6 separate regions of the Homo sapiens genome follow, and all the other regions are linked to region 3. The links are chromatin loops, found by intact Hi-C in ENCODE. Cell type or tissue: IMR-90. All regions are shown on one strand.

Region 1 (5,000 bases), 1.6 Mb before region 3:
AATTCTGGCAGTGTTTTGATACATGATAAGTAATCAATATTCTAGTTTGTTTCTACTAAAGATTATTTTAAAGAAACTTTAATCTTAGAGGGAATAACATATATTTCCTTGCTTTTTTTTTTTTTTAACCAGAGCAGCGTTTACTTTAATTTAACATGAAGAGATTGGAAATAAGTCAATCTCCTCCCTCTATGAAATGACATGGAAATTGCTCTGCCGTTATCCAACCCCCCAGGAATGGGAGAAGATAGGAAAAGTGGGGGAGGAATGGCTGCTACTTTTGAGGTCTGCGGTTCAATTTCAGGCATTATTGATTAGATTAAGATTTATAACTGCAGAGAGAGTGAAGGTTTTCAGAAGGGTGTTATTGTTCTATTGTTTAGCTTCTACTGTGGTATTAAAAGAATGTCCAGCCTACTTCTAGGAAGCTTCTAAAAGTAAACTCAAAGAAATTAAAATTTAAAACTCCAGTTTTTTCTGTCCATTCACAAGTTTTTATGATGATAAAAAATGTCAGTTATGTGATAAGATGTCAGGCATTTCCACTCAGTGAAATAGTTAAATTTTATGGTTCTCTTTTATTCAGTTCATCTTTTTCTTTCCTTTCCTTTACTTGTGTTGTGTTTGTTTGTTTGTTGTTTCTTCTTCCCCTTTCCTTGCCTTTCCTTCTTTTCCTTCTTTCTCTCTTTTTTTTCTCTCAATGTTAAGTACATAAGTGCACCTAGTAGTTCACTTTAATAAGCATTTACTTTCAGATTTCTAGATAAGGTTCCAGCAAGACTCTGATAATACTTATTTAAGAATCCATCATCCTGTGTTTGGAGATGATTAATAGTGGAGGATTCTTGTTTGTACGAAAGCCACGAGCTAAATCTGTGTTACTAAATGCAGGGTCATTCACAGGCTAACCTAGCATAATTCCCTTCCTGAGTGTACTAGAATGTCAGACACTTCAAAATGGTACCTGTAGAGACAAGCTTCTTTTTTTAACCTCAGAATTGGTTTTATTCATAGATCAGATTGTCAGAACTACTGGCTTAGTTATTTACATTTGTTTTATGTTCAGCTGTCTGCTTGATTTATACTAATGTGATATGTTCCCTTTCTCTCTTCAGCTTAATAACTGGTTTATATTTTGTTTTGATTTTTCAGTCCCGTCTTTTACCTTCACACCAACAGGTATATATTTGCACTTACCCTCCTCCTTTCCATTGTTAGTTTGGCATGTGTTCCACTATTGTGTTTCTGTTTTTATTTCATTTTCTGCAGTAAGTTGGGGGAAAGAACTTAAAGTGGAATGTAATACTTGATTTACTCACACCAGGCATGTGTTTAAGGTAGAAATGGTTGGTGTTGCTTTTCATCCATTCGATGCAATTATTTATTCACAATTCCACACTGGATCTTGGCCTTGTTTGCATGTGTTTCATTAAGTAGACACACTGTCTCTACCTTCAGCATGATTTAACATGCTAATGATCTTATTGACTACTTCAGACTTGACAGTGCATTTTTCAACTTAAGCTTTCAAGTTTTCCAACAAAAATTTCTCTCCCTTATAATTCTCTGTCCCCAGAATCAATATTGTTAAAGGTAACCACAATATCCAGCACATGTGAAAGATAGAACTTTTCGTTTTCCCTAAGTCAGAATCCTAATATTCCGTTCTATCCAATTTCTTTCAAAATGGGTCCTCTTCTGTCATATCACCTCCAGGAAAAGATGTACGTGTAGTTGTGCCCTCTCAGTTTTAATCCAGTTATTGTCATCACTGGGAGCAGTTATCTCTCTATAACAGACTTCCAGTTTGGAGTTCTTCTAAGTAGCAGAACTTGGCAGCTTTAAAAACACATTTCTTCTTAGAAAATGTGTCTGTATTTACAGAAAAGCTAATCTTCTTAACCACTTAGCCTAACTATGTGAAAATCTTTTTTTTGTTATGGTTAAATTTTTCCATCCCAAATTTATTAAGCTGAGGATGCTTTCAAGAGCATTATAATATATTTTGATTATCTATACATGTCTGATGAAAATATAATGAGAAATAATTTGCAGAAGCCACAATAAAAAATAGGTCACATGAATTAATAGTCACAACTTGGCATACATCTTTGTGTGTAGAAAGGTTTATTTTAACATTTCTCTTTGACTTACTGGTACTCATACTTCCGGGAAAATAATCTAGTAGTTTTTTTTTTTCCTGAGTTTAAGTTTACACCTATATAAAATTATGAAATTATGTGCTCCAATAATAAATTCAAAATGGAAATCCATCGGAATGCTAATGTACAGATGTGTAACAGTTATATTTAATAAGTGTACTGATGTTTTGCTTTTTCTTGATTCTCCACCTTATTGGAATTTGAAGAAAATAAGAGTGATATATAGATATCTAATTATATATATAATTAGATATATGATATGTATATCTAATTCTATACAATATTTAAAGAAATGTCACTAGTTGAATCAATCTGTTACGTCATGTGATTTTTGCAATGCTTCTGTCTAGGAAGACAGAAGGAATTCCATTTTAGAAAGAAGCTCATGAATGTAATAGCTTTTGATATATAAATATGTCTATTAATTGTTCCTTTTTTTTTTCGTAACATTCTAGTAACTTACCAGAGAGGAGGCGAAGCTGTCAGCAGTGGAGGGAGGTAATTATCTTGCTTGTTTTGTAGATCCTACAGGGAATTCCAAATATTTCTTCATCTTCCTCAATGACACCACTTTCTCTGCTTAAAAAGTCTAACTTAAAGGTGGAATTTATTTAGTTCCTTGACGAAGACTCCATTCAGCTATGCTGTTGAAACAAGCTGTTTACACACAAATGTAGTTGATTGGAGTAGTTGCATCTTAGTCAGTGACCACTAGAGGGAGGACTTTAACTGAGAAAGAGACTTGCTGATTTAGCAAATGATTAAAAGGAGTTAAAGTGACTAAGCGGTGGCATTTATGAAGATTAACAAATACAGCTAGTTAACTAATACTATCCAAGAAAAAGAGTTCATTTGAAAAACCTGCTGAACACAGCAATTGCTCATAAGTTGTAGGTTATGTTTGTTTATTCTTGTTATGAATTCAACATAGTTCACTTCCCCATTTGCAGGAAAATGTGTTGAAATAAAAGAGGAAATCTGGGTAACTTGTTAACAAAGAATGTTTTCCCTCCTCTAATTGAAATGAATCTCATATTTATGATTTTTAAAGTAATTATTATTCAGTGAACTTTAATATATTCACAGAGAAATCACAAATTGATGTGACAACCAGCTTAAAGGGGCTGAAATAAGGTATAAGTTATGTGATGAGCCAAGCTTCAGAATTTTTCACAATAAGATGTTTTTTTTTTCTCCAAAACAGTAACATCTAGCTTACAGTGTAAAAAAAAAAAAATCTTCCAACCAAAACCATCTTATAATTCAAATTCAGTGAACTTACTAAATTCCCTTCTTTGTACAGCTGTATAACATGACTGCTACTAGAAAGATAACAATGAGTAAGATATTATTCCTAAATTCAAGGAACATACCACCGGATAAGAAAATTACTGAATTTAGTATATAACAAAGAGTGGTTTAAAAAAAAAGAAGGTTGACCACCTTTAGCCAATGCTGTACAAATTTGGCAACAAGTACTAATCTTTTCTTTCCTGGGTATTGCTAACTTCCTGTTTTCATACCTGTGAAACAAAGCCAGCCAGTGACAGACCCAAAGCTAGGGAGGTTTTCATAAGGAATAAATCCACTTGATTCAGGAATTAAACCAGGGCATGTTTGTGCATCCAGGGGAATTCCATCTAAATCACAGCCCAGACATTCATGAAAGAGCCTCTGGCATAAGAACATTTTCTCGTGGGTGAATCTGGAATACCTGATTTTATAACCACTTCATTACATGTGTATATTTCAACCTCCTCACTAATCAAAGCATGTGAAAGTGCTTCTTGAGTGTCTTTGATATGTTCTTCACTAGCCTCTGTGCGTGGGTGTGTGTACACAAGTATCACACACACATACAGAAAAATAAGCTTGGTTCCTACTCTAAAAGAATTTACAACCTGGATAGAGCAAACTGGCACATGGGAAACAATGGCAGGAATGCATAGGTAGCAAATGCTAGTTGCCACGGCAGGATGGAAAAATTACAAAGTTCCTGAGCTATTTGGAAAGCTCACTATATCACAAAACAAACATAGCTTTTTAAAGTTAAAAATAAAATCCCTGTCAGTGAAACTGATTTATTTCAAATAGTAAGTAGAAATGATCATTTTCCTAAATGAAATGCTAAACGATGTTGGGATGTTACGGAGGCAACAGTTCAATAAAGATTTCAGAGTCAATGCTCAAAATGTCAGTTATATACAAAATTTTAGAATTATTTATTCATGCAATATATTGAACACTTACTATGTGACAGGTGCTAGTTTACTTACTTGGGAAGCATCAGTAAGCAAAGTGTATAAAAATTCCTGCCCTTCCAGACCTTACATTATAGTGGCGGAAATGCGAGATGAATAATAAACATTTTTTTAAAAAGTCAGCTGTACAATATCAGCAGTTGATAAATGCTACGGAAAAAATAAAATAGGATGAGGACAATAAGGATGCTTTACGAAGGGGCCTCATTCCTAGCCACTTACGGATGTGTGTGTCATTGTGTGTGTATGTGTGTCTGTGTCTATGTTTCGTGATCTAGTGAGATCAGAGAGGGAATAATGAACCAAACTCCTACACTGACTTCTCTTGTGTCTGCCCCTTAAGCACTGGTTTCCCTCATGTGTTTCAGACTTTCTGAGTCCTCACTGGACCTCCTACCTCACATAGTTAATGACACCAAAGCCAAAACCTTCCAGCCATCCTCTTGGACCTCCTGTATCCATTACTGCATTTTGTTGATGCTGTCTCTTACTCCTTTCACTCTCATATTGTTTCATTTCAAGCCCTACTTCTCCTTTGCCTAATCTATGACAAAAGCTCTCAGGAGTCCTACCTTTA
Region 2 (5,000 bases), 1.2 Mb before region 3:
TAGTGAAATTATTAGGAAAAAGACTCCACAAACCACAGGATATAAATCAAGTGGACAGTCTGAAATTTGGTGGAAGGTGGCTGGCACATAATAGGCATGTAGAAAAAGTGGTTTATAGGAAGGAGTGGTGTCTTTGTTTGTGCTGTTTTAACAAAATATCTGAAACTGGATAGTTTGTAAACGACAGAAATTTATTTCTTACAGTTCTGGAGGCTGGGAGGTCTAAGGTCAAAGTGTTGGCATTTGACGTCTGGTGAAGGCCTTCTTGCTACATCCTCATGTGGCCAAAAGGGCAAGTGTTGTATCCTCACATGGTGGAAGGCAGAACGACATAGGAGGCCCAGCTAGCTCCTTCCAGACGTTTCTAAGGTGGTTGCTATTTATGAGGGTGGAAGCTTCATGACTTAATCACCTCTTAAAGGCTCTACCTCCTATTTTTTTTTTTTTTCTGAGACAGAGTTTTACTCTGCCACCCAGGCTGGAGTGCAGTGGTGCTATCTTGGCTCACTGCAACCTCCGCCTCCCAGGTTCGAGCAATTCTCCTACCTCAGCCTCCCGAGTAGCTGGAATTACAGGCATGCACCACCACACCTGGCTAATTTTTGTGTTTTTATTAGAGACGGGGTTTCACCATGTTGGCCAGGCTGGTCTCTAACTCCTGACCTCAGGTGATCCACCCGCCTTGGCCTCCCAAAGTGCTGGGATTACAGGAGCGAGCCACTGTGCCCAGCCAGGCCCCACCTTCTAATTCTGTCACATTGGGTCTTAGGTTCCAACATACTAACTTTGTGGAGACACAAACTTCGAAACCATAGCAACTGGGTTAACGAGTTCAGTAGAGGGCCAAATGTTCACACCAAGGGGAGAGAGAGAGGAACATGAGAAGTGAATTCACAGGTCAGGTGGCCTTGGGTCGGTGTCCTGTGTTTATAGTATTTCTTTTCTGACACTTTGCTTCCTAGTTTTAGTATACTCTTTTTCAGGTTTGAAGTCTCTTTATGCTTTTATGGCAGACTTTTAGAATAAAAAAAGTCATCATATTTTAAGCTCCTATTTCAAATTTGCTCACATCAGCCTGTTGGCTCTCTGTCATTATCTGTAGTATTCACCTTAACTATGCATTTGGTGTGTAGAATGAAAGATAATATGGTCCCTATCTAAGTGGATTCACAATCTAATGACAAGGAAGGGACACATATGGCTAATTATAAAACCTACAATTATAGAAAGGGAAAGGTGAAATGGAAGGATGAGACAGAAGTTGTCATGTTTGTGCAGAGAAGTAGTTAGCTGAAGTTGTTAGGCTCTTATAAAAGTGATGGTTCATGAGTTGTCATTTGACGAGAAGTACAATATTGTGAATTAGTTCACAGCAGGAGGCAAACGTAGCAGTAGGGAAGCTCCTGGCTATCATAGTTGTGTCAGAAAGGGGCTACCTATGTTGTCTTTGACTATGGACCTTGAAGGCCTCGAAATGGGAGTGGGGCCAGGAGTGGAGGTGAGGAGTCCTAATGACAACTCTGGCTGGCCAAATAAAAAATTTTATAACAGCTTCAAAGTCAAATCATAATGGATAGCTAAACAAATTCAACATCCAACTTTTAGATTATTAATCATGACCTCAAAATAGAGATTATGATCCCATAACATATATTGATTAGGAGCAATTATCCACCATTGGGCTCTGTGTACTTATTTTAATTAATAATGTAGCATCCTAATATGAAAAGATTGCAAAGTTGTATTTCTATTTGATTTGGCTAATTATGTAATGGAAAAAGAGGTGAACTTAAGTGGATATTGAGAAGAAGGAGAAATTTACAGTTCCTGCAGAAAGCATGGAAACAAGTCGTATACTCCTGAAATTTTTTTCTCCATATATTTTTACCTTCTAAATCCATGCCCCTCATTTATGATCAGCATGAAGTATCTGAAGTGAAATGTTTTATAGTAATTTTATTGTAATTTTCAAATAAGGAATTTTGATAATTTCTTCAATTTTAAATATATAGATACACATACGTATGTCTGTATCTCTATATATAGATATATATATATATACATATAGAGAGAGAGACATATATTCTCCTATGCTTTCTTTGCTTTGTGTACAGTCAAGCCACAAAAGAAGACCATTTTGCAAAGAGAAAAGCCAGAAAATTCCAAGAATGCCTTTATAAAACAGACTTAAAAAAAAAAAAAGCAACTTCATCCTGTCAAGTTACATTACTACAATTACAGTGCACATACATTGAATCAATTTTTTACTGAAGTGTTCTTTACCTTATATAAACACTGCATAAATCCATTAGACAGCCGTCAATTCCTGTAGGGAAAATGCAATACAATTTAGAAGAAAGTAATTTAATATAGTGGACACTGAAAAGGCAAAGTAATGAGAAAATATTTTTATTTTTTCTTTTCTTTTTAAAACAAACTTACAACAGAGTTTACTAAGCTTTGGTTAAATAAAATAATGCAGTAAGAATAAAATAACTTGAACGTCATATCAAATTATTAGTACACTGAAAATTCCCATCAGCTCTTAAACAGAAAGTGCCCAGTAGTAACCTAATCAATCATGGATATTCTATTTAGAATAAAAGATGAATGGATCTAAAGGGAAAAACAGTAGTAAATCAAAAGGAAGAGAGAGAGAGAGGAACTTGATCTCAGTCATAGATCCTGCTGGATTGAAGATGTGAATGAAACTGAATTATGAACTATTTACAAAATTCTTGGTTTCCTCTTGCCAGTTTTGGAATCTTTGTACTCTGTTTTGTGGTTGTAAATTTTGTTTTCTTTTCGTCATACAATCCAAATCAACTTTCCCCACCCTTGTGAAAACCACATTGAGACCCTATTCAGACGATTTATTTTCTTAGACCAAAAAATAACTTTCAGCTTCATTCAACTGACTCACTGGCTGCCATAGCATCCTGGTCCCTGAGTGGGGTCCATGATTAATAGCTCTTATGGGATTAGCGTTCCCACGTCATGCCTCTTCCTTTTCCAAATTCCTCAGTAATTTTGATTCTTTTCTTTGATCCCAAGAGGGCACTAGTTACACATGATCTTGGCTGGTGGCTTTTTCTGTTTGCCCCTCCAGCCAGGCTTCATGGACCCAGAGTAGAGAATCCCCGGCTGTGATGCAGCAGCCTCTATGCATACTAAAGTTTCAATAACTGGTTAACATTTACTGAATGTTTTTTCTGTTGTAGCTCACTGAATTTTTACCAAAACTCTGCAAGAAATATTGTATTATCATTCTTACTCTATGGATGAAAGAAAAGAGGCTAAGAGAGATAAAATTACTTGTCCCCATGCAATGGTTACTGAAAGATGGAGCCAGGATTCTACCTTAGGTAATTTGATTAAACAGACTATTTTTAACCACCACAGTGTTTTTTTTATAGTAGTACTGAGAAGAGAATAATGGCAAAAATAATAAAACAAAAACATAATTTTTACTTATAAAGAGTAAAACCATTTACATGCATGGCTCAATTTTTGTCTTCCTATCATTATCTAAGGAATGTGTTTTATCACCGTCTTACAGGGAAATGCAAGGAAACCATCAAAGAGATACTGTGAAGTGTGCATCTGCTAAGGGCAAATTGAGAGAGAATGACATTGTATCCTTGAAAATTATTGTAGAGATGCCTGAATATGCCCAAACTGCTTTCAGTGAGCAAACTTCCTCTTGGATCTGTGAAGCTTGGAGGAAAAGTCAGAGAACCACGCTGCTCTTATGTAAAACTATCTTATGCTCACTCGTATTGTACCAGGAAGGTTTTTTCCCCTGGGTATATATCGAGATTGTATAGTTACTCCTACTTTCTGTCCCATCTAGCAGGCCCTTCTGGGTTTCACCGAGCTGGAAAGCTCTGATTGTTTTCTCTGTTAGAAGAAAAGATAGATGGGTCATGAGGCAGGACTGCGTTTACCACTTTCTTGACAAGGAACTTCTGAGGATTCCTTAAAGATCTCTTGCTGGGCTCTCTCTTCTGTAGTTCATTTAACAAGAATGGATGCATATCTTCTTTTCGTTGTTTGTTTGTTTTGAGATGGAGTCTTGCTTTGTCACCCAAGCTGGAGTGCAGTGGCGCGATATCAGCTCACTGCAACCTCCGCCTCCCAGGTTCAAGCAATTATCCTGCCTCGGCCTCCCAAGTAGCTGGGATTACAGGCATGTACCACCACACCCAGCTAATTTTTGTATTCTTAGTAGAGATGGGGTTTTGCCATGTTGGTCAGGCTGGTCTCAAACTCCTGACCTCAGGTGAAGAATGGATGTATATCTATTGGTTACTTGTAACTGCTCCCCTGTCCCAGGGGTCCCTTCTAGGCCTTGTAGTTGTAGGTCCATCTGCTCCCTAAGTGGCCTATTAGAGCAGACTCAATGTCCTCAGCCAAACTCTCTCATTCATGGGACACATTTGGTGTGTGAGAAACATTTATGCATATCTTGTTCTAATACACTTTGGGCAAACAGGATGATCCCAATTCAATGGCACATTTCTGTTTCCATCTCCAAACAGTGAGTGCATTTCTTGTCCTTTAGATGTTTCATAAGAGATATGTTAAGCTCCCCTGTATTTCCTGGAAGCCTCCTTGCAGCTCTTCTTTCACTATGGATATTATCTTCATGGTATTTTCTCTCCATAGTAGGCCAAATCTTTGAAGACAGAGTAAATTGGTGGTTCCCCATGCCTGGGGGGTTGGGTGGAAAGGGGAAATGACTGCTATTGGACCCAGGTTTCTTTTTCAGATAATGAAAATATTCTAAAGTTGACTGTGGAGACCGTGGCATAACTCTGTGAATACACTGAAAACCATTGACTTGTACACTTCAAATGGTTGAATTGTATGGCATCTGAAATATATCTCAGTATAGCATATATATATATATAATGCTTTAATAATATATACATATATATGTATATGTAAATATACATATATATATAAAATAAAGAAAAAGGAGACCCCACCATTACAGG
Region 3 (5,000 bases):
CGAACATATAAAAATCCACAGAGCAGTAGTTGTGTAAACATCAGCAGACTCATTTTGACATATTAAAAAGGATCCAGATTCTTTAAGAAACCAATCCCAGAGAGCAAAAGTACAAAAATGAGTATCAAAAAAAGAGGTAGGTCCAAAGTTTAGACTTTCCTAGATACTAATTAAAGTCAAGAAGAGCAAATCGCAAGATCAGAAGGGGTTGGTGGAGAGGTCTCGAACGGGGCACACTGAGATCCATCCAAATTAACAGAGGGTACTTCAAAGGCTGCTGTATTTCCAGCACTCTGGCTTCCTAAATTCCCACAAATTCAGCCCAGCCAGAGGGATTATTCGAGTGTGTCTAACCCTCTCTCCTTAGGCTCCACTGCAATCCAAAGCCAAGTTCTTCCTTCAGAAGTCAAGATGATGAAGGGGGAGGAAAAGACCTAATTCCTAGAAAGTGTTCCACAAACTTGCCAGCGCGCTGCCGAAAAACCATTGGCCTGCCTACTGGTTTTCTTTCCCCCGGTTTCCTTCTCCGTAGCAGCTCCACGTCCGGAGTTATTTTTTAATATGTCTATATTTTTACTTAACTTCCATAATAAGAATGTGTCAAAGCAACACTTTGCAGGCGGGCAGACTTGGCGGGCCTCTCCTTTGCAGCGGTGTTGCCCTCCCTCCACCTCTCCGGTTTCCAAAAGAGAGGAGAAGGGAAATCAGGACGATTCGGGTGGAGAATCCGAACTCCTACGTGGTGAGGGAGGCAGGGAAGGAGCGAGGGAGGGAGGGAGGGAGGGAGGGGCCGGGCGGAGGCCGAGGCTGCAGACACCCCCGCGGTGCCGCCTCTGAGGATAGTGCACCAGGCGGCTGCGGGCGCGAGCAGAGACGGGCGTGAGAGCCCAGCCCGGGCGCGGCGGAGAAAGGGAGCGCTCAGTCCAGCGCCAGGCGCGCTGAGGCCCCTCGCCCGGGTCCAGCCCCCGCAGCCTCGCAGCAGAGCGTCCGCTTCCTCCGGCAGCTGCCGCGGGTGGAAGGACTTCTAGGAGGGAAGGCGAGGAGGCGGGAGGGGAGGGGAGGAATGAGAGCTGCCTGGAGTCGGCCCGGGGAGGGGCGGGGGCGAGGAGGGGCGCGCGGAGCCCTGAACCTCCGGACTCGGCCACCCGCCCGCTGGGGAGTGGGGAGGGGTCCTGGAGAGCCGAGAGTCCCCGGGGGGACGGAGATGAACAAATTCGGAGAGCCCCGCCGGCTGCCGAGGGCCGAGGCCACCGGGCGACTCCTTCCCCTTCTCCGCGCCCCCGGGTGCCCACTCCTTCCCGCCTCGGGAGGGGATAGGTGGGCTCCAGGCTCCTGCTCCTCGCCGCGTCCCGTTTAATGGGCAGGTAATTTTCTCCGTGAGTGATTTCATGGAAGCCCTTCCTAATTATTCATCCCTCCGTCTGCCGGAGCTGCACGCGCTTTCTTGAAAAAGATCAGCCTCCAGGACCCAGGGCGCAGCCTCATTACGCGTTAAAATCACACACTCACTCACTCTTCACCTTTTAGCCAGATGAGAAGCCGAGTAGGAGGAAGGAAAGGAAAGGAAAGGAAATAGAAGCACCTTTTGGACTGGAAAGGTTGTGTGTAGATGCTTCCTATATGATTCAAAAGCACAAGGGGGAGAAAAAGGAGGGGGCAGAATTCTCTAACCTCCAGCGGCTCATTTTAGCCAAGATCTATGGCCCCCTGCGGCATCCCCAAGGGAAGGAGGAAGGGGAGGCAGCCCCTCTTATGTTACTCAGTTGCCTTTTGACCCCTCCACGATGAGTTTGATGCGCGATCGCGCAGGGCGAGGGAGTTCCACAGAAGATGCTAAGGACGGGGAAGCGGGGATCACAGAGCTTGGGGGAGGGGGATCCCCGAAGTCTTTACCCTCCAGGGACCAGCACCTCCAGAAGGAAATTCGGTAAACATAGGCTCTGGGTGTGGAAAGCCGAAAGCCCAGCTGAGCTCATGGAAGCTCAAAAAGAAGCCGAATTTCAGCCCAAAGACGACAAAACTCTGAAAATTAAGACCAAGACTACCAAAGGATGCCATTCAGGACCGGGGATGATGAAGGAAGGTCACGTTAGATCAAAGGGGTGCCGGTGTCGGCGGTGCCCCGGTGCGGCCGGGCCCACGTGTGATCACAGGCTCGCTGGTAGCCGTTTGATGCTTGTTCAGATGATGAGAAGGCGGCTTATAGGAACTCACGCAGGTCCCCGAGCCGAGCTAAATGCTGGATGGTGAGTCTTTAGTTCCCCCTACTGGAAAATATTAGGAAAGGTTCTCTCCAGAAGGGGCCGTCTGAGGAAGAGCCTTTGTTTGGTGGATACGTTTTGGTGCTGCTACTTAACTTAGGTCTCCCTTGCATATTATGGGCGCTGTGTGTTCTTTTAAAAAAAGGTCAGCGACATTCAAGCAATTAGAAGAGACATTAGGACACCTCGGCATGCTTGAAAATTACGGTAATGAAATAGTCTTGCGAAAGAATAAAACAACCACTCTTCTTGTAAAGCATTAAGAGTAATTTCTGCACACTTTTAATCTACAGTATTTACTTGTGAAGAAAAAAGTGCATTCGGTTGTTAAAGTTGAATCACTTGAATTCTCACTATAATAATTCTGAATGTGCTATTGTTTTAGCACCCCGTGAAAAAAGGCTTAACCGTTAAGGAGAAACCCACCCCAAAGGTCCAATACGTCTAAATTGGATAACACTGTGGTTTAGAAACATCCAAAAGTGCGCTATTAACATCTCTTTTATCTCTGGAAAAGGAAAGTAATTAAAATTCTTGAAAACTTTCATTTTAAACACTTGGGCTTGGTTTACCCAGTTCAGGATTACAATGTCTAGCTCATGTCTCCAAATAATACACACCACCAGCTTATCTCGGGCAAATTTCCTTACGCGGGTGAAATTTTTAAGATATTCGGAAAATAGTCTTCCTAATACAATAATGCAGGAATTAACACATCATATAGACTTATAAGACCCTTAATTTTAAGATGGTTCACAGAAAGGAAGACATTGGAGGATTTCAACTAGAAGTGTTTTCTCATGACTATTTATTTATCAGGCAAAATATAGATTCTATTTTATACTTGATAGACTCACCATCTGTAAATGCCTTTCCTTAAGTAAACTATAAAATCACTCAGAGGCAGAAAGAGTGTGTGTGGGAAACAGAAGGGATAGATTGGGCGAGATCAGCCTACCACCAATTGCCATGGTCCTTTAGGGCAGAAAATGTTGCCCTATTCATAGAAAGTTATCCTTGTGTAGGGTATGACAAATTACATCATACAGAGAAGAGCTTTGTATAAGGGAAATCGCTTTGGTTATATTGGCATTTTTTTTACCAAGCATCAACATTTTGCATTCTTAACTACTTTACCTATTAAAAGTGACAAAGCAAGCCAGTGATTTTAGACTGGTGCCATTTTTTAAATGGCTTTTGTTGTTGTGGTTGTTGTTGTTTGCCATACACTAGCTACCTTATGGAATAATGTCTTCACCAAAACATTTTGGAATCCATGTTTTCTGCTTTTCTTGTAGTCAAGTTCATAACTGGTTTTTTAAAAGAATGCTCTGTCAGTGTCTCATTTGATATGAAATGTGACTAAAAAACCATTATTTTATAACAATCTCATCCCAAATGATAGTTTAGGATTATGACCAAACATCTCACACTAAATTAGCAACAGTAACGAGTCGCCAGACAGAAATTTGTTATGGACAACATTAATTCCAAAAGAACAAAGACATTACCTTCTGAGATATATGATAAGATCTATACTAGAAAAATGTGCATATTTCAATTACACTTAAGACAGTTTTAGTGAGCACTGCCTATATAAAAAATGGATTTCTCACTCCAAATGTTTAATTAAAGGAAAGTCTTTAAAATCTGAAGCTTCTAGTAGAAGTTGGAAATTAAATTTTAGCAGTGCTTTAGCAAAAAAAAAAAAAAATTAAGGTTTTCCTTAAGCCAAAAAGAAACAGCAATGGCTTAGAACAATGAAGCCCCATGACCACCACATCAGAGAGCTTAAGATACAGAAAAATCAAATGGGGATCTGGCTTCAATGTCTTTCTAAATATAAATTGTTTTTTTCTTTTCCAAACAAGCAGCTGAATAGATAAATGTAGATGGAAATCTAGGCTTCTTTTATGTAAAACCTGGAAAGGTATTATATATTCAAAATGTGCCTATATATTTTAATACATCTAAAGATTGTAAGAAACTGTCATTATCCCTAATTTGGGTAAGGTTATCCAATGGCCTTCTTTGTGATTGAATTTCTGAGTTGGTATTCCAGCAGAAGTATAAAATAACCATATGAAGGAAATCTGCAGAGTGTAACATATTAAATATTTCTTTTTTCATACCAGATTCCCCAAGGATGTGGTAAAAACTGCAAAACCCTAATCCACTTTTTTACTCTTTTCAACGTGCTCTTGTTATAATTGTAAGGCAGCATATATATAAAAATCAAAGGTTTGATCCATGATAGTAATTTTAACATATACTGCCATGTAGTGAGCACTAACCACGTGTCAGGGAATTCTTCTAGTTTTTAAAAATTCATCATATTGTTAAATTCCTATAAGAGGCTTATGTGGTTGATACTATTCCCATTGTACAGATGAGAAAAATGAAGATTAGATAATCAACCCAAGTTAATGAAAGGCACAATCTTGCTTTAAATCCAGACCTGAATACAAAGTCTATGTTATCAAGAACTTGAGATTGATTTAAGACATCTACCACATTGCAGAAATAGTATAAGAGTATAATATATTACTCTGATCAATTTAAGAAAACCGCAGTGTACCAAAATATACAGAAATATGTAATCAATTTTTCTTCAAAATTTAAGAACCTCTTTAAAGCCATTGCTCAGCTCGAATTTTTCTATATAAGATTGTCTTATTATACTATACAGAAACATCACATTAAATGACACGTATGTGTTATTATCTACAAAAGGACACA
Region 4 (5,000 bases), 790 kb before region 3:
CTGAGTGATTTCTTGGATAGGCAATCCCCTATTCATTTTCCTCAGAGGGCCTGGCTCTCAGGATCCAGGAGATCCTGGGAGAATTCTGCTTGCCTAAGATCTCTTGCCATATCTGAGATGAGCACTGAACAGTGTGACTTTCTTGGGGGCTGTCCTGTATGCATGGCTCACTTCTTACCATTGCAATTTCAAAGGCCCAGAGATTCCTTTGTAAATTTAAGTGTCATACCTCGTTGAGGCAAAGGATTGTGATTTCTTTGACAATATGGTTGCATGAAACATAGAAGTTTCTGGTATATTTGTTTTTAATCATTATGATAAGAGGCCGTGTGAATGGGTTATTTCTGTCAATGTTACTACATTTCTTCAGTTCCTTATGAAGCTGGTATATCAAGAAAAGAAAAAATATTTTCTATCCCTGCCCTTTAGAAGATTACAATCTGTGATGAGATAATACATCAAAAATAAATTACAGAGTCCTACCCAGAGCAATCAGGTAAGGGAAAAAAAAGGCATCCTAATAGAAAAAGAACTGAAACTATCTCTGTTTGCCGACAATATGATTTATACCTAGAAAACGCTAAAGGCTCCACCAAAAGGCTCTGTGAGCTGATAAAGAAGACTTCAGTAAAGTTTCAAATACAAAATCAATATACAAAATCTGTAGCATTTCTATTCACCAATAATGTTCAGGCTGTAAGCCAAATCAAAGAAACAATCCCACTTAAAATAACCAGGAAAAAAGTAAAATACATAGGAATACATCTAACCCAAGAGGTAAAAGATCTTTCCAAAGAGAACTGCAAAACACTACTGAAAGAAATAAGACATGACACAAACAAATGGAAAAACATTCCATGCTCATGGATTGGAAGAACCAATATTATTAAAATAGCCATACTGCCCAATGTAACCGACAGATTCGATGCTATTTCTGTCAAACTGCCAACATCATTTTTCAAAGAATTAAATAAAACTATTCTAAAATTCATATGGGGGAGTTTCAAGATAGGCAACCAGACACAGCTGGGAAGTGCCACTCCCACTTAGACAAACCAGGATTTCAACTAAACCAATGTAATTTGAACAGATCTTCAGAGAGAAAACACCAAACGTGGATGGAGATGCAGATGCTGAAGCTGAAGAGAGAGGAAGCTGGTAACTCTGTGTGAGGTGCCTGAACACTAGGGCTTGCTCCCAGCCCTGAACAGCCCCTGGGGAAAGAATGAGTGTAGGGACCAGGTAACTGACTCTTGATATAAACCTCTGGGATCTTAGCTACAGGGGATGCCACTCCCTCAAAAAACGTTTGAGCTTGAAGGAGGATCTCCCCAGAGATTACACGGAGATGGGCTTGAGTAGGCATGGAGCCAGGGACTTTTGTGCACAGGATAGCTCTGATGGAGCCTGGCCATAGACGCCCAACCTCCATGGCTGCCCATCTCCCTCTGAGAGGCTCTGGCCCTAGCTCACCACCAGAACAGGAGAAAGCAGGGCCAAATTACCCACAGGACTAGGGCACATCTGTCTTGCAGGCCTGCCTGCCAGCCCCTCCCAGTGCTCCTGGCTGGCTGCCTCACAGGTGTGTGTACACAGTGCAGCCTCTGCTGCCCAGCCTGGGTGTTTGGCTCCACCTCAGTGCATTCCAGCAGCCTGGAAGCCCCTCAGATCTCCCATGCACCTGGAACCCAACTCTGAGAGTTCAGAGGAGGAAGCCATGAGCAGATCCTGGTGCCCCAAGGCTGTGACTCATATCTCTGGAGTGCCAAACCAGGATCTGTTCCCAGCACTTGAGTGGAGAAACTCACATTCTCAGAAAACTGAGAGGAGTGAGTCACACAGGTTCATGGGCTGGTGTGGGAACTGGGCATGCCTCTCTCCACAGGGCTGTTCTGGTAAGCGTGTGGCCAATCTCTCCCAGCTGAACCACTGTCTGAGGGAGTCGCATGGCCTAAAACACCTAACAACAAAAACAACAAAACATGGGCACAATGTTAGTGATCAGAGGTAGCTCCCCCAAGGCCCAGGAGTGGAAGTAATGGAGGAGTCACCTCTCTCCACTTCACACCACAAAGCACAGCTGCAAAGATGAGGATACACAAAGGAGCCACATGGCTGAGTAAGAGCCTATTTACTGTCCATTGCTCTCAGGCATCATCTAGTGGATCACAGCCCAACCTATGGCATAAAAAAAAAATTGCTAATTCACTCTCCTGCAAAACCAAAAGCAAGAATGTAACAGCATGCAAAGAAACAATATTTCTTTGAAAACTTCCAGAATGAAACTAGCTGACTATACTCAGTTTGTGCCACAGTTAAAGGAAACAATCCCCCCCACCCCCTACAGAAGAGAAAAAATCAGCACAAGAACTCTGGCAATTCAAAATGCCAGAGTATCCCCTTACCTCAAAAATGAGCCCACTAGCTCCGCAGCAGTGGGTTCTTAGTCTGAAATTACTGAAATGGCAGACATGGAATTCAGAATCTGGATGGCAAGGAAGCTCAACAAGATCTAGAAGAAAGTTGAAACCCAATCCAAGGAAGGCAAGCAATCCAATAAAACAATTCAAGAGTTGAAAAACAAAATAGTCGTTTTAAGAAAGACCCAAACTAAACTTCTTGAGCTGAAATACTCACTACAAGAATTTCAGAATAAAATCAGAAGTATTAACAGCAGAATAGACCAATCCAAGGAAAGAATCTTAAAGCTCAAAGACCAACCAGAAGCTCAAATCAACTCAAGCAGACAAAGATAAATTTTTTTTACAAAATGAACAAAATCTCCAATAAATATGGGATTATATTAAGATACCAATTTTGTGACTCACTAGCATCCCTGAAAAAGAAGGAGAGAGAATAACTTGGAAAATATATTTTAGGATACAGTCCACCCAAAAAAAAATCTCCCTAATCTCATAGGAGAGATTGAGGGGTAAATTCAAGAAATATAGAGAACCCCTCCTAGATACTGTAGAAGATGACCATCCCCAAAACACATAGTCATCAGATTCACCGAGATCAATGCAAAGAAAAACTCTTAAAGGCAGCTAGAGAAGGATCAGGTGATGTACAAAGGGAACCTCATCAGACTGGCAGTGAACCTTTCAGCAGAAACTTTACAAGCCAGAAGACACTGGGGACCTATTTTCAGCATCCTTAAAGAAAAGAAATCCCAAAGAAGAATTTCATACCCTGCCAAACTAAGCTTCATAAGTGAAAGAGAAATAAAATCCTTCCAGGCAAGCAAATGTTAAGGGAATTTGTTTCCACTAGACCAGGCTTACTAGAGGTCCTCAAGGGACTGTTAAACATGGAATCAAAAGAAATTTGAAACCTGCTGCCACAAATACTCACGTAAGCACATAGTTCACAGACACTATTGAGAAACTACACAACCAAGTCTGCATAACAACCAGCTAAAAACATGATGACAGGATCAATATCTCATTTATTAAAACTAAGTTTGAATTTAAATGGACAAGTGGCTTCGTGTAAAAGACATAGAGTGGCAAGCTGGATAAAAGACAAGACCCAACTATCTGCTATCTTCAAAAGATCCATCTCACATGTAATGATCTCAGAGGCTCAAAGTAAATGTTGAAAAAAAAGATCTATCCTCTAAAAAAAAAAAAAACAAAAAGAGCAGGAGTCACTATTCTTACGTTAGATAAAACAGACTTTAAACCTCTAACAATTAAGAAAACAAAGAAGGGCATTACATAATGATAAAGGGTACAATCCAACAAGAAAACTTAACTATCCTAAATACACATGCACCCAACATTGGACTACGCAATTTCATAAAACAGCTTCTTCTTGATCTACAAAAAGACTTAGCCACACAATGATAGTGGAAGACTTCAGCACCCCACTGACAGCATTAAAGATTAGTGAGGCAGAAAACTAACAAAGAAACTCTGGACTTAAACATAACACCTGACCAGATGGATCTAGTAGACATTCACAGAACACTTCACACAACAACCAGAAAACATGCGTTCTGTCATATTTCGTGACAGAGACACAACCAAAAAAGAAAACTTCAGGCCAATATCTTTGATGAACATAGACAGAAAAATCCTCAACAAAATAGTATCAAACTGCATCCAGCAGCACGTCAAAGAGTTAATACAACGCAGTCGAGTAGGCTTTATTTCTGGGATGCACGGCTGGTTCAAAATACACAAATCAATAAATGTGATTCACCACTTAAGCAAAATTTAAAGCAAAAAACCTATGATAATATCAGTAGATGCACAAAAATATTTCTATAAAATCCAATATCCCTGCAAAATAGAAACTCACAACAGGCTAGGCATTGAATTAACATACCTAAAAATAATAGGAATAATCTACAACAAAACTACGGCCAACATCATACTGAATGGGCAAAAGCTGGAAGCATTCCCCTTGAAATTGGAAAAAGACAAGGATGCCCACTCTCACCACTCCTACTTAACATAGGACTGGAAGTCACAGCCAAAGCAATCAGGCGAAATAAAGAAATAATATGATTTTATACCTTGAAAACCCTGAAGACCCTGCCAAAAGGCTCCTAGAACTGACAAACGACTTTAATAAAGGAAATAAATCAATGTACAAAAATCAGTAGCATTTCTATACCAACAACATCAAGGCTGAGAGTGAAATCAAGAACATAATCCCACTTAGAGTAGCCAAAAGGAAAATGAAATACCTAGGAATATAGCTAATCAAAGAAGTGAAAGATTTCTCAAAGGAAGACTACAAAACACTGCTGAAACAAATCAGACATGACACAAAAAAGTGGAAAAACATTCCATGTTCATGGATTGAAAGAATCAATATTGTTAGAATGCCCATACTTCCCAAAGCAATTTACAAATTCAGTGCTACGCTTATCAGATTGCCAGTGTCATTCTTCACAGAATTAGGAAAAAACTATTCTAAAATTCATGTGAAACTGAAAAGAGCCTGAATAGCCAAAGCAATCCTAAGCAAAAAGAACAAAGCTGGAGGCA
Region 5 (5,000 bases), 220 kb before region 3:
CATGCCCATTTTCATGGTCTCTGCATTTGACTACAACAGCTTGCCAATTAAACTTTGCCAGGTCCCCACATCTCAGTGTTCAAAAGATCCTCTACAATCCCACCTGCTCTGTGAAGCTTCTCAGCCATAAAAAGCACTCACTGGGCCATGTTTGTTCAGCCTTGTGCTGTACTTGCTTACAACCACTGGGCTATATCTTGTTTGCTGGAAAGCCGGTCTTTTCCCTGATACGGCTTGCTTTGGCCCCATTCTGCTTTTTTTATACTATGTGTATTTAAATAATAAGACAGAAGCTGGTGATCACAGGGGCCCTCATTTCAGATTATCAAGTGTAAATTAGCCAAGTGTTTTGATAGCTCTTAATTATTGACAACAGACAGTCTCATGGAAGAGCTTGCATAAGCCACACGTCTAGGTAATATGAAACCTCGCTCCAGGCCTTGGCAATTACATCTCTGCTGAGATATGGGGCTGAGGGGTGTACTGCCAGGTGTCCACCACATAGGACAGAATTTGTGGATTAGCAAAAAAAAGTGAGAGCTAATGAGTTGCAATGAGGGCTTTCATTAGCAGTGTTGTATTAGTGCATAATTTGGAGACCACTTTCCAAAAGGCTCTAAAAATTGCCTGAGAAATCACTGGGTGCACAATAAAAATTATTGAGAGAAAGACGGCTGGCTTACTCAGACACTGCCAGAGTTTGTTTGTTTTGGTGTTCCTCGAGAGCCTTGGTTTCATGCTCTGCTCTTCGCAGAAGCCTCTCTTGGGAATAGGCTTTTCCTCTTTCCTCCTTTCTCCATCAATATTCTCCACAAATAAAGCACTGTATAATAGTTTTTTGTACTAATGCTTAAGCCCTCCTCTTATTTAACTTGCAGGTTTATTAAGATATAAGATGTCAAGATGTTTCTGCTGAATAAAAGAGATTTTTTTTTGTTTATAGTTTTCACATGCACACATACACACACACAGTTATTGAGAATGTCCCATGATTTACTTTTATTACCCATTTATTCTTAATGATGTTAATGTTATCTTCATTGTGCATAAAAGGGAAGAGGTTAAATAATTTGCTCAAATTACATGTTATGCAGTTGGTAGAGACTTGTTTTTAGCACAGATACATTATAAATATTTTTGAGCACTATAAAAAATAAAATAAATGATGACTACACTTAAGTACTGATGTTTTATTACATTTATAGAATGATCAATCAGAATAATTTTAGATTTGTCTTTGCTTGTCATCTATTGTCATGTGCTGTAATACTATTTTGATCTATTAATCCCACTTCTGCTGGCGAAATTAAAACAGGAATACCACTGACACCTAAAAACAAATAACCTGCAGACAAAATTCTGTTGAACTGTTGACAATTAGGTGGCTTCATTCGGTTAATGAGTTTACAGGCACATTAGCTATCACATGCTTCTGTAATTGATCATTTTGGAATCAAACACATTTCCTGATGTCATGCTCAGAGTTGAAAGCACAACTGGTGTATAAGCGGAAGTAACCCATTAAGCTCTAGACAGAAACACCATTGGTCACGTTTATGAATGCAACTAAATGTAAAGAAGTGACTGGAAGCCTTCCATTCTCACATACCCATAGGATTTCCTTTGACGAGAATGTTACCTCATTGCTTTATACAGAATAGATTAAAATTTTTTCTAGATGAAAACTGCATTGGATATTTAGGATCCTCTTGAAAATAGAATATCTTCCTCCACCATGAACACAAAAGAATCTGAAAGAAAATTCAGTTCCTACTCTTGCTCAAGGTTTTCACCCTTGTGATGTCTGTATAATAGCCCTGCTCTCCAAATCTATGGTATCTCCTAAATTGCTATGGTAGGAATTTGGATAGTAACTCCAAAAGAGGGATCCTGTGTTCCCCAAATCTGTCTGGTTCCTGAGTTCAGAAAGTGGGAGGTTGGTTACCACCAGACACCTTTTATTTTACCTCTCAGCACTTCAGAGGTCAATTTTCTTCAGAGCCTGTCTCTGAAATATACATACCACCACAAGGTGGCAGTGGAGATTTGTGGTCACATGGTTAGCAACTCCAAAGAATGGGGCTTTACTATATTCCCTGCCTACATGACATCTACTCATAGTTGAATTGGTTTTAAAACTTCACGCACTTTACAGAATGCTGATTTTATGAATTCTTATCATTTTCACTTTACCAACTTTTTTCTTTACATTTACAGGTGCCTTTAAGAAAGGCTTGCTCAACATTTTGGACTCATGTAACTTAATTTGATTTCAAAACCTCCAAATAGATTTTTGTTCCTCTGAGTTCATATTTCACTGGGTAACCTTACATTTCTCTGTCCCTTTACCAAAAGAAAATCCAGTCTCCCCAGTGTTAATCTAAAATTTACTTTCCTATATCTTTGGAATCTTAGTGGAAAGTCTCACCTTCTCTAGTTCTTCCTTTTAACAGCACAGTTTAAACTTTACATTTCGGAATACGTTTCCCTCTCAGAAAAGACAGATAGAGGAACCTGCCCCTATTACACACAAAACTGGCAATTGAAGTTGAATGGAAAAGTCATTAGACCTTGTGTCAGAAGATCTGACCTTGTTTTTATTCTGCCACTTTTTGATGGGTGACTCGGAGCAAGACACTTAACCCCTTTGACTCTCAGTTTCCCCTTATGTCAAGAGAAAATGCTGGTTCAATATGGAAATAATGGTTAAATAAAAGTAAGTGAAATAAGTGCCTAGAACAGAGTGGGCCTTTAACAAATGTGATATCAGAATCGCTTTAACTTCTCAATCTTGTTTGACAACAAACTAAAGATTATTAAGAATAAACACAACTTATAATAAAACCAAATTTTAAAAAGTGGAACAATTTTCTCCACCTCTCTAATAGTTCCGAAAGGTATTCAACTTCAACATCATGTAAGACCCTAAAAAAAGAATATTTTGTACTTCAGTTTTCAGATGTTAAGTTTCCACCATAGGAGAGGGGTCCAAAATCATCATTCTCTCAAAAAGTAAAAAAAAAAAAAGAAGTATTTTAATTGCTTAATATATTGTAAAGCTGCTTCCTCTGTTTACTCTCTGGAAAATATCTACTGCATTAGACAAATTAGGCTTTGTATTGATTCAATTAAAAAATGAATACATTGACTTAATGTGGAAATCACTATTCACTAGAAGAGCAGAAAACTATTTTTTCTTTCTTTTTGAGATAGGGTCTCTGTCACTCAGGCTCTAGTGGAGTGGCAATCACAGTTCACTGCAGCCTCTAACTGCTCCTGGGCTCAAGCCATTGTCAGACCTCAGCGAGTAGCTAAGACCACAGGTGCACCACCATACCTGGCTAATTTACATATTTATTTATTTTTGTAGAGATAGGGTCTCGCTAAGTTGCCCAGGCTATATATCTTTAAAGGAAAAACAAAAATATTTTCATTACCTTTTCAAATGAATTAAATGCTGACTACTTTGCCAAAGTCTCCTTACAGTGCTCAAGCAAAGTATAAAAACAGAATAGCATAAGAAAAATTATGTCCAAGATATACCCTTTTTCTTTATTATTTTGAACAAAATATTTCAAATATTACAGATTAGAGGTTCGTAAATAATATCAGTTTATATTCATAATTCTAGGTCATTTCTTTACCTCTATTTCTAGTGGTATGAATATGATCTGGTTCTAGAGTTCAGGATTCACATTTGTCTCTGAAAACTGCAGCCTTTTTATGGAAATGACCCAAATATTTAGAACACAAGAATATGCCATTGCCTCTCTGATGACATTTATTGGTATTTCTCATTGACAAAGAAGAAAATAATTGTGCTTTTCATGATTTTAAACTCATCCAGGCCCATCACTCAAATCATATGATTTCCATTGCCCAAGCAGATGTAGAGTCCTCCCACCTAGGGAAAACTTTGTTTCACATTGGGACAGACACCTCATAATAGATTAAGAATACCAGATTTAATTTTTTTAAAAGATGATAAAATTTAATATTATTTTTGGAATAGAGCTTTTAGTGAATATTAAACTTTGCAGGTTATGTCACATAGGTCTTTATGTGAATAACTTCTTGAGAAGTCATTTTTCTCTAGCTGATCTGACTTTACATACCCCTTCCACACAAGTATATTTAAATACATAATTCAACTCATAGAAATGCTTGCTTGGCTTCCTTGAACTTTTACAGTTAATTTCTAAATCCATTTTTTAAAAGTCTCTTAGGAACCACAATTATCTTTTAAATATTCTCAGTAAAATCAAAATTTGCACGTTGAAACCATGACTTCAGAGATAATCCACTTTTTACAGAATCAGATATGAGCATCTGACAGCCATCTGAAGTAACACGAGACATGCTAGCTGAGAACCCTTACCCTGTGGTGTCTCAGAAATTTACTTAGAACACTTCCTAGTTCTCTTTAACTTAGATCTTAAAATGCCCCACAAATACCTGTAATGTTAACTTTGGGACATCCATATTTTTTTCCAAAAGAGCATAATTTGAAATTAGTACAGCTAGCCATACAAATTAATTTAATATTATTTTATCAAATAGAGTACTCTTTCTAAACAGGTTGGAATTCATTTATTAAAACCGTCTGTTTATTTTTCATATATATATATATATATATTTTTTTTTTTTTTTTTTTTTTTTTGAGATGGAGTCTTGCTCTGCTGCCCAGGCTGGAGTGCAGGGGCGCGATCTCGGCTCACTGCAAGCTCTGCCTCCCGGATTCACGCCATTCTCCTGCCTCAGCCTCCGGAGTAGCTGGGACTACAGGCGCCCGCCACCACGCCCAGCTAATTTTTTTGTATTTTTAGTAGAGATGGGGTTTCACCGTGTTAGCCAGGATGGTCTCCATCTCCTGACCTCATGATCTGCCCGCCTCGGCCTCCCAAAGTGCTGGGATTACAGGTGTGAGCCACTGCGCCTGGTTCTATTTCTAATTTAATAATGATATATAAAATGCTCTTTCAAATGCATCAAGTGTCATT
Region 6 (5,000 bases), 280 kb after region 3:
TACATAGGGTATTAAAAATTAAAGAAATTCTCAAGGGTTTTTAATAGCTTTTTTACTTCTCATACCATTAGGTGAGTAGGGTAGTATCTCCTGATGGTGATCATGTGTCTAAAGGAAGGGATACAATGGTTGGATTAGGGAGTTTTTCTATTACAAGCTTTGAGACTGCAGACCCAACTAAGGCAAATTCAAAGAGGAAAAACTGATTTCCTAAACATAATTTAGAGATAAAGTACAAATATTAACCCCATGGACAAAACAAAAATCAAAGTCACTGATTAATGTATTTACTGATTGAGGACAACTTTATAGCAATTATTATTATAAATGCTTTATGTACAAAACTGAAAAAAGATATTGTCCATTACAACAAGGAAGTTGAGTTCATTGGAGGTGTCACCATGAGAACAAAAATCTTTGGGCTATAGAAGTTGAGATGTGAATGGAATCAAGACAGGAACAGGTGGATTGCCTTGAAGGTTAGCTAGTTTTAAAACTCTGTTTTAGTTACGCTTTAAGTATCTCTTTCTTCCTCCTAATCTTGCTAGCAAAAATCTTCATCTATGACCTTTCCCAGGATACAATTTGGAAATTAATTTATGACATGACTCCCCTAGTTACCATGGTTACTAGTCCTTACTCTGGGGTAGATGTCTCTTAGCACTTACTGGTTTTATAATAATACGAGGTCTGATAATCCAAAGATATAGAATGAGTTTATTTGAAGCAGCACATCTAGAATCTAGAAAGTACTTGTCTCATGAAAACTGTTTGGTAAATATTCAGTGAATGAGAGAATATACACTGGACACCAAAATAAATAGATTTTAATATGTATTAGAATTTATTACATAGGAAAATTCATTTAATCAATAATCTGAGTATAAAAGAAAAAGACACACAGTCAAACTATTTCTAATAAACATAAAATTGAGGGCTAATTACAGAATTTATTTAATTACCTCATGGATGAATTTAACAAGAGTATAGAAAAAGTTTATAATGTGTAGGTAGATCACTAGAGACAAAATTTATCTAATGTGAATACCTAAATAGCCATTGTGTTTTTTCACTTAAAGGTTTCTAGTTGTATAGAATTCACAATGCATACATTTAGGCCTGATATTTTCTTCATTAGATTTTAAAATTCCTAAATTATTTTGCAATTTCCCAACCCTCCTGTCACACAATAGTGCCACAAGCTGATACTTAAATCCCTATGTGTAATGACAAAGTACCAAACTTCCTAATTAATAATGAGTCTCAAATTCAGCTATCTCAAGTATGTTATTAGCAATAACCTTGAGGCGTCTATGCATGAGTTATTGATAGGGATGTCTTGTCCAAAACATGATTCCAGCACTTGGATAGTCCTAATAATATCTGGCTAGCAGTATGTTTCTTAATTGGAAATAATAAAAGAAACAGTATTACCACAAGTAATCAGACTTTCTTAGTTATGATACTTACACATCATAAGGCATGTGATTTATTCAACTATTTGGAGCTTCTCCAGGCACACTAGAACATAAATAAAACACAGAAGAGCAGCAAGACTGGGGAAATCACAGTGCAGTTTAGGAATTATGAAGGGGTTATGCTGCCCCTCCGCTTCAGTGTTGCAGCCGTAATGTATACGGTGCAGTTAACCTTTGACAGATAACGAGGCTTCTGTCCAGATACTAATATACAGAATATTTCGTGTCTTTCAAAGTACACCTTCAAAAGCTATTTGACAGAACCAGTCTTATATTCTAATTTCTCTAACGGCCTAGAGAGAAAACATTTTCTTTTTTTGAATTTTTGGTGAATATATTATTCTGAACTGCCCAAAAGGAAAGCCAGCTCCTGTTTGAAATCACAGCTATTAATGAAAGTATATTTTCTTTCTCCTTCCTGCTATTTCTATTAGAAATGCAGTTTATCTTTTGAATATACAGCCTCTAATGTCTTTCCTTTATTATATTTATACCAATAAAAAATTTTACAAAGATTAGTAGCAGGTAGTATTATTTTCACTGATTTATATAGGTTTTATATATTGGATGCTTAAAAACAAAGCATAAAGGCAAGGAATTAAAAATAATATCTAACTGGACAAAGAAAAGGGCAATAGTTTTGCCATAAAATGTTCACCAAGCTAAATTTGTTTCAGTTATATTGAGAGCCAGTCCTGAAACTATCAACTCCAGAGAAATTACTTTGCCTGTAATGCTAAGAGCAGCCCCTACTGGTTACAGTCATATAATTGAGACAGGGGAAATTTTAATGAAAAAAGTTAAAATATTAGAACAGAAAATATTGGAGCGTTCTGTCTTTTTAAATAGCAATGGTCTCTTTTTTTACTCTTTTTCAGTATGTGACCTGCCATATTTGCTATAAATCGCATATGAAGTATCAAATACTTAAATCTCATTTTTTGTTTCCTTTGAAGAAATTGTTTTAGATAATGCTCAAACAACCTTCCACTTGACAGAGAGCTTGCCAAAATCAGCCTTTGACAAAATTCATCTGTTAACAAGGAAAAACTAAGGAAGCATACTGTGGATGTATATTTGTAGTTTGAAATAAAAGTATAATTTTATTGGATTCATACATTATTGAATCATTATTTTCCAAATGCATAAGGGCATATTAAAAAATAATAAAACATTATATATGTTTAAAATTATGGCCCCATAAATGAAATCAGGAAATCAACAAAAATTGATTTAAAATATTTTAAAACTTTTTTCTTGCTCTAATCACCATTTTGTTGGAGGTAATTGATGAATAATAACAAAAGAATTTAAAACAAATGGAAATAATTCTGTGCTTATATTTTCTTCTCCTTTTCTGACATGTCTTCCCAAATGGCTTTACACCTAACTTCAGCACAGTGTTTCTTTGTCTATTTAAGTCTTTGACAAGACATTTAAAGAACTGAAATGATTTGTGTGTACGTATGTTTTGCATATACCTTTAAAAATACCAGAAATGTCTTACTTAACTCTTTTGAATTAATATCCAAATGATAAACATTAACATATTTGTTTAATTGGGTCATATTATGAATTCTTCATTGGGCAATATTGAATTTTCTAATGTTTGCATTCTAAGTGTTTTGCAAAATATGTTCTGTGTAATCACAATCCTCTCATATGCTACTTAGAAACAAAAATACAAAAAAGTCCCTAAAGCCTTAGAAGTTTTTTTTTAAATGCTGCATACTATATTCCCTTAAAGATTCTGAGTGCAAATTAGCATATTCAACTCTTTAATGCATCCTTTAGTAAAGAAACATGTTTAATTTTCTCTAATCCAGTTTTCCTCAAACACTTCAGTAACACGGAAACTCTTTTTCATAGCAAACCTATGAAGATCTTATGGGACTGGTCTCTTTGGGGAATATATTTTCTGTAATGTGATTCTAATTCTTTAAGGATGAATACTGAGACTGCTTTAGTCTTAGTCCTTACCTAACACCTCCTCAATCTTGAACACTTCTGGACTAATCTAGAGAAAAAATGTATCACAAAGGACTGTCTTGGCCATGTCCCCAGGGATGTGCCATCATTTTTTTTCTTTTTTTTTTTTGTTTTATACTTTATGTTCTAGGGTACATGTGCACAACGTGGTTTGTTACATATGTATACATGTGCCATGTTGGTGTGCTGCACCCACTAACTCGTCATTTAACATTAGGTATATCTCCTAATGCTATCCCTCCCCCCTACCCCCACCCCACTACAGGCCCCGGTGTGTGATGTTCCCCACCTTGTGTCCAAGTGTTCTCATTGTTTAATTCCCACCTATGAGTGAGAACATGCGGTGTTTGGTTTTCTGTCCTTGCGATAGTTCAGAATGATGGTTTCTGGCTTCATCCATATCCCTACAAAAGACATGAACTCATCCTTTTTTATGGCTGCATAGTATTCCATGCTGTATATGTGTCACATTTTCTTAATCTAGTCTATCATTGATGGACATTTGGGTTGGTTCCAAGTCTTTGCTATTGTGAATAGTGCCACAATAAACATACGTGTGCATGTGTCTTTTTGGGAGTATGATTTATAAACATCTGGGTATATACCCAGTAATGGGATGGCTGGGTCAAATGGTATTTCTAGTTCTAGATCCTTGAGGAATCGCCACACTGTCTTCCACAATGGTTGAACTAGTTTACAGTCCCGCCAACAGTGTAAAAGTGTTCCTATTTCTCCACATCCTCTCCAGCACCTGTTGTTTCCTGACTTTTTAATGATCGCCATTCTAACTGGTGTGAGATGGTATCTCATTGTGGTTTTGATTTGCATTTCTCTGATGGCCAGTGATGATGAGCATTTTTTTCATGTGTCTGTTGGCTGCATAAATGTCTTCTTTTGAGAAGTGTCTGTTCATATTCTTTGCCCACTTTTTGATGGGGTTGTTTGATTTTCTCTTATAAATTTAAGTTCTTTGCAGGTTCTGGATATTAGCCCTTTGTCAGATGAGTAGATTGCAAACATTTTCTCCCATTCTGTACATTGCCTATTCACTCTGATGGTAGTTTCTTTTAAATTCTTTAGTTTAATTAGATCCCATTTCTCAATTTTGACTTTTGTTGTTGTTACTTTTGGTGTTTTAGACATGAAATCCTTGCCCATGCCTATGTCCTGAATGGTATTGCCTAGGTTTTCTTCTAGGGTTTTTATGGTTTTAGGTCTAACATGTAAGTCTTTAATCCATCTTGAATTAGTTTTTGTATAAGGTGCAAGGAAGGGATCCAGTTTCAGGTTTCAGCTTTCTACATATGGCTAGCCAGTTTTCCCAGCACCATTTATTAAATAGGGAATCCTTTCCCTATTTCTTGTTTTTGTCAGGTTTATCAAAGATCAGATGGTTATAGATGTGTGGTATTATTTCTGAGGGCTCTGTTCTGTTCCATTGGTCTATATCTCTGTTTTGGTACCAGTACCATGCTGTTTTGGTTACTGTAGCCTTGTAGTATAGTTTGAAGTCAGGTAGCGTGATGCCTCCAG

Evidence for each region. Hi-C counts contacts between places; a loop is a spot of excess contacts. Peaks named below come from ENCODE experiments on the same cell type or tissue, not always from the same donor. Only the 100,000 strongest peaks of a DNase experiment are listed, where the experiment ranks them.
Region 1: a loop joins it to region 3, with 16 times the contacts of the local background. A loop is called at or near these places in 39 of 110 quality-filtered maps.
Region 2: it touches region 3 in a loop (4-fold over the local background); 7 of 110 quality-filtered maps call a loop at or near these places.
Region 4: it touches region 3 in a loop (3-fold over the local background); 2 of 110 quality-filtered maps call a loop at or near these places.
Region 5: a loop joins it to region 3, with 7 times the contacts of the local background. A loop is called at or near these places in 88 of 110 quality-filtered maps.
Region 6: a loop joins it to region 3, with 7 times the contacts of the local background. A loop is called at or near these places in 5 of 110 quality-filtered maps.

The regions. Positions count from the first base shown.
Region 1 is chr3:78,643,808-78,648,807 of GRCh38, reverse strand. ROBO1 (roundabout guidance receptor 1) reads left to right here. Exons shown (of 31, transcript NM_002941.4): 20 at 1,153-1,179; 21 at 2,618-2,660. Among named protein-coding and RNA genes, the nearest start is that of LINC02077, 600 kb to the right of the region's middle. In IMR-90, a CTCF peak has its summit at 2,875 (motif pointing right); a DNase peak (open chromatin) is centred at 2,887.
Region 2 is chr3:78,203,161-78,208,160 of GRCh38, reverse strand. No RefSeq gene overlaps it. Among named protein-coding and RNA genes, the nearest start is that of LINC02077, 160 kb to the right of the region's middle. In IMR-90, a CTCF peak has its summit at 3,057 (motif pointing right); a DNase peak (open chromatin) is centred at 2,980; H3K4me3 peaks cover 245 bases.
Region 3 is chr3:77,035,839-77,040,838 of GRCh38, reverse strand. It overlaps ROBO2 (roundabout guidance receptor 2), which reads right to left and starts at 740. Exons shown (of 28, transcript NM_001395656.1): 1 at 1-740. The coding sequence starts at 53. In IMR-90, a CTCF peak has its summit at 2,261 (motif pointing left); a DNase peak (open chromatin) is centred at 2,238; H3K4me3 peaks cover 1,623 bases; H3K27me3 peaks cover 1,927 bases.
Region 4 is chr3:77,822,306-77,827,305 of GRCh38, reverse strand. No RefSeq gene overlaps it. Among named protein-coding and RNA genes, the nearest start is that of LINC02077, 220 kb to the left of the region's middle. In IMR-90, no CTCF peak of the experiment used is centred here; no DNase peak of the experiment used is centred here.
Region 5 is chr3:77,252,468-77,257,467 of GRCh38, reverse strand. The region is part of intron 2 of ROBO2 (roundabout guidance receptor 2); the gene reads right to left. Among named protein-coding and RNA genes, the nearest start is that of ROBO2, 210 kb to the right of the region's middle. In IMR-90, a CTCF peak has its summit at 2,024 (motif pointing right); a DNase peak (open chromatin) is centred at 2,047.
Region 6 is chr3:76,751,014-76,756,013 of GRCh38, reverse strand. It overlaps a transcript of ROBO2 not described here. Among named protein-coding and RNA genes, the nearest start is that of ROBO2, 290 kb to the left of the region's middle. In IMR-90, a CTCF peak has its summit at 2,219 (motif pointing left); no DNase peak of the experiment used is centred here.